Regions from separate parts of the Homo sapiens genome. Here region 1 is linked to region 2. A link is an interaction called in ENCODE POLR2A ChIA-PET data of the cell type or tissue named here. Cell type or tissue: B cell. All regions are shown on one strand. Each heading gives the region's core, and the rest is flanking DNA. Links, peaks and the distances in the headings are about the cores only.

The links. Peaks named below come from ENCODE experiments on the same cell type or tissue, not always from the same donor. Only the 100,000 strongest peaks of a DNase experiment are listed, where the experiment ranks them.
Region 1: POLR2A ChIA-PET joins it to region 2 with 5 read pairs; 1 of 35 experiments calls an interaction of 5 or more read pairs at or near these places.

What each region holds. Positions count from the first base shown.
Region 1 is chr3:10,434,619-10,439,900 of GRCh38, reverse strand. All of the region lies in intron 2 of ATP2B2 (ATPase plasma membrane Ca2+ transporting 2), which reads left to right. Among named protein-coding and RNA genes, the nearest start is that of MIR885, 43 kb to the right of the region's middle. In B cell, for the core only: no CTCF peak of the experiment used is centred there; a DNase peak (open chromatin) is centred at 2,400; H3K4me3 peaks cover 609 bases; H3K27ac peaks cover 1,803 bases.
Region 2 is chr3:11,721,992-11,727,273 of GRCh38, reverse strand. It overlaps a transcript of TAMM41 not described here. Among named protein-coding and RNA genes, the nearest start is that of VGLL4, 81 kb to the right of the region's middle. RefSeq lists an enhancer at 2,476-2,525. In B cell, for the core only: no CTCF peak of the experiment used is centred there; a DNase peak (open chromatin) is centred at 2,273; H3K4me3 peaks cover 706 bases; H3K27ac peaks cover 299 bases.

The DNA of each region.
Region 1 (5,282 bases), core at 772-4,771, 1.3 Mb after region 2:
CGCTTGTAATCCCAGCTATTCAGGAGGCTAGGCACAAGAATCACTTGAACCCGGGAGGCAAAGATTGCAGTGAACCAAGCTGGTCTTGAACTCCTGGCCTTAAGCGAACCTCCTGCCTCAGCCTTCCAAAGTGCTGGGATTACAGGCATGAGCCACTGTGCCCGGCCTGATACTCCTTTTTAAATGCTTTGAAGACTTTGGTTTTTTAACAAAGTGTTGAAAAAAAGAAAAAAAAATTGAAAACCTCTGATACTGGAGAAAAATGCTAAACTAGAGTATCCAAAAGCCTGGGTTGGGGCACAGATCACATAAGTTCTTAATGCATCATTTGTTAAATCTGTGAAATGGAGCAGACACTGTCTGGCTTCCAGGGGCCACACTGACTGTGGATTAAATGAGAGAACACACAATGTGCCTGGCCCAGGGGTCTTAGGCGAAGTTGGTCTTTGCGGGGGCCCCAAGGGGATGCATGTGACTGTGCAGGAAAAGGGTGCTCAGTCCACCCATGCTGGGCAGGGGCGGAGACCAGCCTGACTTTGGCCCTTATCGACTGAGACCCTCTCCAAGCTCCCTCCACCCTGTTCCATGCCTCAGCCTCCCCATCTGGAAAATAAAGAAGGTTGGTCTAGTAGTCTCTGAGGCTTGTCCAGGCTCAGACATTCTACTACTGTGAAACTGTCTGCCTTGATGCCCCCATTCTGTAGACATCAGATGGGTCAAAGGGTGGCTGACTCACAGCCAGACTCCAGGCCTCTCTTCACTTGAAAATTCGTGACCTCAAAACCTTGGCCCATCAGTGCCCAGGCCAGGGCAGTGCCCTTGGCCCTTGGCCCTTTGCCCCAGGCCTTGGCCCAGCAGTCCTTTTCTACCAAGCAGCTTCAGGGCCCTCCCACGCTGGCTCCCAAAGGTCGGGTTTAGCGGGGGACCAGAATTTGGGCATCCCTGGCAACAGTTCTCTAGCTCCCAGAAGCCCAGGGGCCTAGACCCCAGTTTCCAATTACTTCTCCTCCCTGGGTCTCAGTTTCCTCATCTGTCACACGGGCCTAAGGGGTGAGAAATGTTGCTGTATAACTGCAGGCGGGCCGTCTCGAATGCTAGTAGGACCTGAGTCATCCACCCAGCCTGGGTCCCACAAACGCCTCGAGTTCAGCTGGAGAGATCCTCTGCCTCCAGGCCTGCCTGTCATCCGAGAGGCCCAGACAGGGCGGGTAAGTTATTTATACAGGCCCTCCTCACCCCACAACGATTATCTTACTCCTCCTGGTGCAATCCAGGCCCCTGCTGTGGTTTCAGACCCAGAGTTATTTATAGTCAGTGGAAATTAGTGCCTCAGCCGATGGCTCCCTAGGACCCACCTGCCCTAGCCTCCACCCCAAAGGGAGAGAGCAGGCAGCAGGCAAAGAAGATGTCAGAGGTCGGAGGAGAGTGTCACATGCAGGTACAGTGTGATGAGAGTATCTGACACTGGATTGGCAGGCAGTTGGACAGAGCAGTCGCCAGGAAGTAGGACGAAGGAGAAACGGCCCACACTGAGGAGGGCAGGCTGTTGGGTGAGCCCTTGGGAAAGCTCTGCTGGAAAGAACAGCAGAATGGAGTGTTCCCTGGGGCCTCCCCCTTCAGCACACCCCAGCTCAGTGGGGTCAGAGCAGCTGGAATAGGAGCCTGAGAGACTCATGGACCCATGAGACAACAGGTCTGGAAGGGCCTTCAAGGACCATCTGATTCAGTAATCCCAGGGTGCACATGGGGAGACTGAGACCCAGGAGAGAAGGGACTTGCCCAGCACACAGTGGGTATGGGCCAGGGGGCAGAGACACCCGCCACCCCCCTCCCTGCTCTCCCCTGCAACCTCCTGGCTCCCTGCAGAGCCTCAGCTCAGCCACGCCATCCAAAGACCACAGACTGAGTGGCTTAAATGACAGAAATTCATTCTCTCACAGTTCTGGAGGCTTGTAGATGGCCATCTTCTCCCAGTGTCTGTTCACATTATCTTCCCACTATGCATATCTGTCTCTCTGCCCAAATTTCCTCTTTGTATACGGGTGTCAATCATAGCATGGATTAGGCCCACCCTAATGGCCTCATCTTAATTTAGTATCTGCAGTGTCCCTATCTCTACAATGACTCTATCTCCAAATACCACCACAATTTTAAGGTACTGAGGGTTAGGACTTCAACATATGGATTTGGGGGAGCATGATTCAGCCCAGAACACTCTGACATGGGAAAACCACTTCAGTCCTCAGAACTGAAGCTTTCGCTTCTGTAAAGTGGGGACATGAACAGGACAGCAAGCGGACTGTAATGAGGGACACGCTCACTGCTGTACTGATGTGTCTGTCCCCCAAGCCCGATGCTCAGTGGGCGTTAAGAAGTGGGCGTTAGGAAGTGGCAGTGTGGTGAGAGAGTTAAGAGGCAGACATCCTGGGTCTGAACCCCAGCTTTGCCACCCACTAGCTATGTTGTGCTGAGGAAATGACATCACCTCTCAGAATCTGTTTACTCAGTCTGTGAAATCATTCTTATTCCTGGGCTGTGAGAAGTAATAAATGAGCTGATGTGAGTCAACACACTTAGCACTGCCCAGGAAACCCCTGGAAGTGGAGACCATCATCATTATTATTATTACTATTACTATTATCATTATCATCATCATCATTATATAGGTTAAGAAGCTGAGGCCCAGAGAGGGAGGCATCTTGCGCAGCCTCACACAGCCATCTGGCACAAAACTAAATGAGAACTCAGGTCTCCCAATCCACAGTCCCAGATTTTTCAACCACGTCTCTATGTGACACTAAAGGGGAAAAGAAGACAAGTAATTCCTAAGTGCCCCACATTAGGAAAGTAACTAAGTACCTTTTAGCTTCTCCACGTGCCTTTGGGACATTATGGAAAAAGATTGTTACAGAGAATGCAAAGCCACGTGGATGAGGCTCAAGAAATAATGTGATGTTGAAAAAGTGGGTTTAGCATCGTATGTCCTGACAATGGCAACACCTCCACGAAGACAGATGCAAGGGGAAAGGGGCTGGCAGGAAACATCTAGAATGTACCCCATGTTGTGGCTGAAGGGTGAGACTGGGGTGATGGTTCTTTCCTCAGCCTGTTTCTGCCTGTGTGCCGATGTCGCTCCACTAAGGCACGTCGGTCGTAAACAACAGAAGCTGACTGGGCAGCATAGTGGAGGCAAGAGGGCAGCTTAGGAGTGGGCTCTCCAAGTTGGAGCAAAGGCTGGAAAACCCAGCTCAATTTTCCAGAAGGAAACGGGGACATGCAGGGATCAGTGGCACGACTCACTAAGTAAATGTCCCTTTGGGGAACTGCAGGTTGGGAAAAATCCACTACAAAAGCTTCTTTTGGTCCTTGTATAGCTCAGGATTCCAAAGCAGCCTGTGCTGGTGAATGTTAACCCCAGCTCTCTAGTTGCGAGGGAATCCTCTTTTGCAGTGGGTGCTGATTTCCTTGGTGTAAATACCACCACGTTACCCACGTGACATCATTAAACACAGAGTTGGGACGAGAGGCGCAGCCGCACACCATTATACGGTATTTCTACCATGCAGATACAATAGACTGTCTACTAGAGAGAATAGATAATAGTGAAATGTAGTAAAATAATTAGGAGGTGATAAGTTTGGGGTATTTGTTGCCTTTTAAAATATAATTTATATAATTGTAGGTTTATATAATTGATTTCTAATGATGGCTATAATTAACAACCAGCTCACAAAATACCTGAAATTTTAGCCATCAGCTCTCACAAGCAAGTGTGAGCTGGCACCAGCAAATCACTGATTCTACGTCCCAGGAGACAGCATCCCTGGGAGGTGATTGGCCTAGCTTGATCACATGCCCACGCTTAGGCCAGGAAGGTGGGGACACTTTGACTGATCGTCACCAAGACTCTTCCCAGTTGGGGAGACCAAATCCCCTAAAGGAAAGCAGAATGCCACTGGACAGCCAAAACTCAACACAGGCCTTTGCTTCTCTTCTTGATAATTTCTTTAAGCTGTAGTTTTTTCTTTTATAATATCTTTTTTATTTCTTTTTTAAATTCATAGTGCTTGAAGTCCCAGAGTCTTTTAAAAAGGCTCCAGGGCTCAATTCTGAGAACAGTGAACTGAAGGACCCAGCCAGGAGAGGTACGGAGGCTCAGAGCAGCCATACCCACCTCTACCTCCTCACTTCCCAACCCCTCCCACCTTCTCCAGAGTGTAAGTAAATGAGCTAAACCTCCTGCCCACCTGTCACCCTGCCTGAAAGTCCACCTTTACAAGTCCCCCAAAAGAACATAGGCAGCCCAAGTTGAGAAGTATCTTAGGGCAGAGTCTTCACAAATACCCGTAAGGCAGATGAGGGTGAATGGGAGCCTCAGAGGTCTGGAGTGGCCCAGATACTGGAGAAGTGCTCTTGAAGGCTTAGGCCTCACCTCAAAATGGGGACAGGGTGGTCATCCTAAGCCTAGTGAATTCATGATTGACTGCGAGGCCTGTGGACCCTCCAGGAAGATGTAGGAGCTCAGGTGGCCAGGGTGAAGAACCATACCACCCCCTCAATGAGAACCTCAGACCCCCCTGCTTCCTCCTTATTTGGGACCACCTGGTGGCCAGCAGAAGACCAGGGGATCTGATTTAGGATGGGAGCCGGAGGGAAAGTGCTGCCCCATGCTCCGGTAATGGTCCGGTTGGGGGGTGACCACCTTGTGTCAACAGCTCAGGCCCTGACGTGGGAGATGCCACTCCTACCCCCATTTTGCATGTGAGGAAACCGAGGCACAGAGGGGTTGACGGACTCGCCCACGTCGCACAGCTGTGAAAGGCAGGCCTGGATGAGACCAGACCTTGTGCTCTTAACCATTTGTCAAAGGGAATGAAGGGTCATTCCTAGAACTCTCTTCCCCCATAGAGGGCACAGGATGCTGGCTCAGAAGCCTGAAAGTTTTCAGTTGCTCCAAACCACACTGGGGCTCAGGCCCAAATATGAGGAAGAGGGGCCAGGGGAGGGGCCAGGAAGATACCTGATCTGCCAATGGGGCAACTGAGAATTTGACCCCAATTTCCAGGCCTCACTCATCTGCCTCCTTCTGGCCAGTGACATCCTCAAGGGCACCTCGGCCTGGGCCTCATGGGCTATAAGTAGATAAATCAAAAGTCCCAGACCCAGGGGTTGGAGGCTGTCAGCCCTGGAGCTACTTGACAGGGCCTGGCCATGGGGCACCATGAGACTGGGAGTCCAGCATTGGCTCCTCTGCTCACTCACTGTGTGGCCTCAGGTGAATC
Region 2 (5,282 bases), core at 618-4,617:
TGGACTCCGGAATTGGACCACCAGGGTTTAATTCTAGTTGCATTCTTACTGTCTTTAAGACCTTGGACAAGTAATTTAATGTCTGCATGTTTCAGTTTCTTTGTGTGCATAAGGAGGATGCCTACAGTTCCTACCTTACAATAGAATTGTTATGAGGCCAAAATTCGGTACTTGTTGTAAAGCACTTAGAGTGGTGCCTGAAACATAGTGAGTGCTCCTCAAACATTAGTTATTATTATTATTTTAGATTATTTCTTATTCTTTCCTCTCTCCCTGAAATAAGATCATTTGGTTTTTCCACTGAGTTCTTTGGTTCCCAGAAAAGTAGAAATGCACCTGTTCTCACACTATGAGAAAAGAAAGAAGTTATTACTAGATGGGATTTTTAGCGCTCCTCCACCAAAAATGGCAAACATCTGGTTCACTCTTCACTCATTCTTTTCTTTTCTTTTTTCTTTTTTTTTTTTTTTTTTGAGACAGAGTCGCCCAGGCTGCCAGGCTGGAGTGCAGCAGCGCGATCTCAACTCACTGCAAACTCCACCTCCCAGGTTCAAGCAATTCTCCTGCCTCAGCCTCCCAAGTAGCTGGGATTACAGGCACATTCCACAATACCTGGCTAATTTTTGTACTTTTAGTAGAGACGGGGTTTCACCATGTTGGCCCAGGCTGGTCTCAAACTCCTGACCTCAAGTGATCCACCCACCTCAGCCTCCCAAAGTGCCGGGATTACAGGCATGAGCCACTGCACCCGGCCAGGTTCACTCATTTTTATTCCCTGCCCATAGCATACATTAATAATCAATCTCGACACTTTGTCACTAAGCCTCAACTGTGCTGCCAGAGCCCTTCTCAAAAGAGGGCTCCAGGCAGAGCAGGTGCTCAAAAGGAAACCTGTTTGCCTAACTTGATCTGGTCTCAGCTCCCCACAGAGGGGAAGACTTGGAATATGCAGAGGTATAGAATGACTCACTTTGTCACCTAGAGAGGAGTGTGAACTAGAACCCACATCTTCAGATTCCTCAGTGCTTTTTGTGGAACAAGTCGGAGTGAAGAGAAGAAAACAGGAGAGATTCATGAAAGTACATCATAAGCAAAGGGATATAGACTAGAAAAACACATTTTCCACAGCCAGGTTAGTGCAATGAGGGGAACAGTAGATGTCTATATGTACTACGAGCAATTCAGATTGGCAGCCGTTGATATTCCCCTTATTTGCCCCTTAGAAGTATGACATGGGAGGACAAACTGGAATACAAACTACTTATTGGCAATTGGCGTGGAAGGGAAAACTTTTTTTATAACACTCACCCATTGAACAGCCTTAAGAAATTGTTAACTGATGAACTGAACTCCTTAGCCCCTTCCACACGTGTCATTGGTTGTGGCCATCTTAAAGCCATTCCACCCCACGCCCACATGGACCATGTTTCTCATCACTGGACTGTGCTTGACTTCACTGACCCTCATGGCTGTGTGGCTTCCAGGGAGATCAGCCGGCAATCATTTCTATGGATTAGTGGAAAGGGAAGAGTCAGGCTGGGCATGGTGGCTTACGCCTGTAGTCCCAGCACTTTAAGAAGCTGAGGTGGGATGATTGCTTGAGCCCAGGAGTTCAAGACCAGCCTGTGCAACTCACTGAAACCCCATCGCTACTAAAAATACAAAAAGTTAGCCGGGCATGGTGGTATATGCCTGTAGTCCCAGCTACTCAGGAGGCTGAGGTGGGAGAATCACCTGAGCCTAGGAGGTTAAGGCTGCAGTGAGCTGAGATTGTACCACTTCACTCCAGCCTGGGTGACAGAATGAGAAGAAGAAGAAGGAGGAGGAGGAGGAGGAGGAGGAGGAGGAAAGAAGAAGAAGAAGAAGAAGAGGAAGAAGAAAAAGAAGGAGGAGGAAGAGGAGGAGGAGAAGAAGAAAAAAAAGGAGGAGGAGGAGAAGAAAAAAAGGAGGAGGAGGAGAAGAAAAAAAGGAGGAGGAGAAGAAGGAGAAGGAGGAGAAGAGGGAGGAAGAAAAGGAGAAGGAGGAGGGGGAGGAGAAGGAGAAGGAGGAGAGGGAGGAGAAGGAGGAGGAGAAGGAGGAGGGAGCAAAAGAGGGAAGAGAACAAGGAGGGAGGAGAAGAGGAAGGAGAAGAGGAGAGAGGAGAAGAGGAGGGGGAGGAGGGGCAGGAGGAGGAAGTGTAAGAGGAAGAGGAAGAAGAGGAAAAAGAGGAAGAGGAAGAAGAACAGGAAGAAGAAAGAGAAGAATCAGATTCTCTGAGCAATCTGAACTATGAAGATACGGAAGGAGTCAGTTACCTATGGGGGCAAAAGCTAAAAGGGGTAATAGAGATAGCAATAAGGGAGCCAAAGCTGTGAGGAAAGTCCTTGGCAGAGAGATGAGAAAGAACTAGATTGGGGAGGACGCACAAAGAAACAGAGCGAAAGGGAAACTGAGAAGCTGTGCAGTCGATGGGTGAGAGCACAACACAGCCACAACGCGTCCTTCCTACTCTGCACTTTTTTTTCATTTTCCTTTTTACAATGTTTTACTATGAAACAGGGCTGGGTGCGGTGGCTCATGCCTGTAATCCCAGCACATTGGGAGGCAGAAGTGGAGAATCACCCAGAGGTGACTGAGGATCACTTGAGGTCAGGAGTTCGAGACCAACTTGGTCAACATGGCGAAACCCCGTCTCTACTAAAAATACAAAACTTAGCTGGGCGTGGTGGCAGGCGCCTGCTACCTTAGCTACTCAGGAGGCTGAGGCAGGAGAATTGCTTGAACCCAGGAGGTGGAGGTTGCAGTGAGCTGAGATTATGCCACTGCACTCCAGCCTGGGTGAGAGAGCGAGACTCTGTCTCAAAATAAAAATAAAAATAAAAATAAAAAATAGGCCAGGTGCGGTGGCTCATGCCTGTAATCCCAGCACTTTGGGAGCCCGAGGCAGGTTGATCACCTGAGGTCAGGAGTTTGAGACTAGCCTGGGTAACATGGTAAAACCCCATCTCTACTAAAAATACAAAATTAGCCAGGCATGGTGGCACATGCCTGTGATCCCAGCTACTCAGGAGGCTGAGGCAGGAGAATCGCTTGAACCTGGGAGGTGGAGGTTGCAGTGAGCCGAGATCATGCCACTGCACTCCAGCCTGGGCAAGAGTGAGACTCCATCTCAAAAATAAAAAATAAATAAATAAATAAATAAAAATATAAAAATAAAATAAAATAAAATAAAATCTTTTGCTATGAAACAATCCAAACATGTAAGAGCAGATAGAGTAGTGTCACCCCCCCCCATCCCCCACTGAGGGGCTACCTCAACACCCTCCTCTGTACCCATCCTCAGCTTCAACAACGATCAACTCTGGGCCAATCTTGTGTCTTTGCTACCTCCACTCAGTCACCCCCTTGATTATTTTGTTTTTAAAATACACTTCTGGCGCATTTATAAAATCCTTGGGTTGAAATATATTCTCATCAGTGGTCTATGTACAGCCTACCTTTATTTGTTAGCTACTTAAGCAGTATTGTTTTCTTTTTGATTTGCCCAGTTATGTTCCTTATACATTTTTTAAACTTGTGGTAAAATATACATAATACAAAATGTACCACTTTAACCATTTTGAAGTGTTTAGTTCAGTATGGCATTAAGTACATTCACACTACTGTAAAACCATCACTTAAGTTTTTTTTTTGTTTTTGTTTTTTTTTTTTTTTGAGACAGGGTCTCACTCTGTCACCCAGGCTGGAATGTAGTGGTATCAACACAGATCACTGTAGCCTCAACTTCCTGGACTCAGGTGATCCTACCATGTCAGCCTCCCAAGTAGCTGGGACTTACAGGCATGTGCCACCACGCCCAGCTAATTTTTGGATTTTTTGTAGAGATGGGGTTTCGCGGTGTTGCCCAGGCTGGTCTCAAACTCCTGAGCTAAAGCAATGCACCCGCCTTGGCCTACCAAAGTGCTGGGAATACAGGCATAAGCCACTGCGCCTGGCCTAGGTAGTTATTTTAATAGAGAACCTGTGAACCTACCAAGCTAGGACCTAGACAACAATGTTTAACCAAATGGTTTTCTCCCATCCAATCCCATGCCTGCCCCCACCCCCACCCAGGTAATCCTGGCATCATCATCCCCTCAATTTTTATTTTATTTTGTTTTTATTTTATTTTATTTTTGAGACTCAGCTCTGTCGCCTAGGCTGGAGTACAGTGGTGTCATCTCAACTCACTGCAACCTCTGCCTCCCGGGTTCAAGTGATTCTCCTGCTTCAGCCTCCTGAGTAGCTGGGACTACAGGTGTGAGCCACCATCCCCAGCTAATTTTTTGTTTTGAGACGGAGTCTCACTCTGTCACCCAGACTGGACTGCAATGGCATGATCTCGGCTCACTGCAGCCTCCCGGGTTCAAACAATTCTCCTGACTCAGCCTGCTGAGTAGCTGGGATTATAGCAGCGTGCCACCACATCTGGCTAATTTTTGTATTTTTAGTAGAGACGGGGTTTCACCATGTTGGCCAGCCTGGACTTGAACTCCTGACCTCGTGATTCGCCCACCTTGGCCTCCCAAAGTGCTGGGATTACAGGTGTGAGCCACCACGCCTGACCATTTTTTTTTTGTATTTTTACTAGAGATGGGCTTTGCCATGTTGGCCAGGCTGGCCCTGACTTATTTTTTATATCATTTTATTGCAGATATATGTACCACTAAAATTATTTTTAATTTTATTTTTAACATTACAAATAGAGTATTATGCTGTATGTAATCTTTTGGGACTTAATTTTTTCAGTTAACATTGTCAAGATGCATCTGTATTGTTGAGGTCACTGTAAGTCATTTTAATTTAGGTTACTGTATAATATTCTATGTGTCTGCCACGTTCCACTTCCAGTCCCCCTAGACCTTTACAACAACCCCCCTTTTTCTTACAGTAACTTGAGTGTGTCTCTCCTTTGCACAACTAAAAGAGCCAGACTAAAACGACCAGGCTTAGATGTTGCCAGAGCTAAGTCACGCTAATGCTGATGTAAGGCAAAGAGTGAGATTAATCCTTGCAAAGGTCGAAGACTGGTCACATCCATGAGAAAAGGTCTTCTGTCCCCATGATTTATTTGCAGAGTAAGGTTCGCTCCAAGCAGTGATGGAAATTAAAGAGGCAGCTTTAGGACCTCCGCACTGACCCAAAATGGAAATCATTTAGCAGCAAACAAATGGCAATGTTGTCATAAAGATCAAATGAGATAATAATACGTGGGAACACTTTGTAAACCTTGGGCCATTTTTATAAATATGCAGTTGCACTAT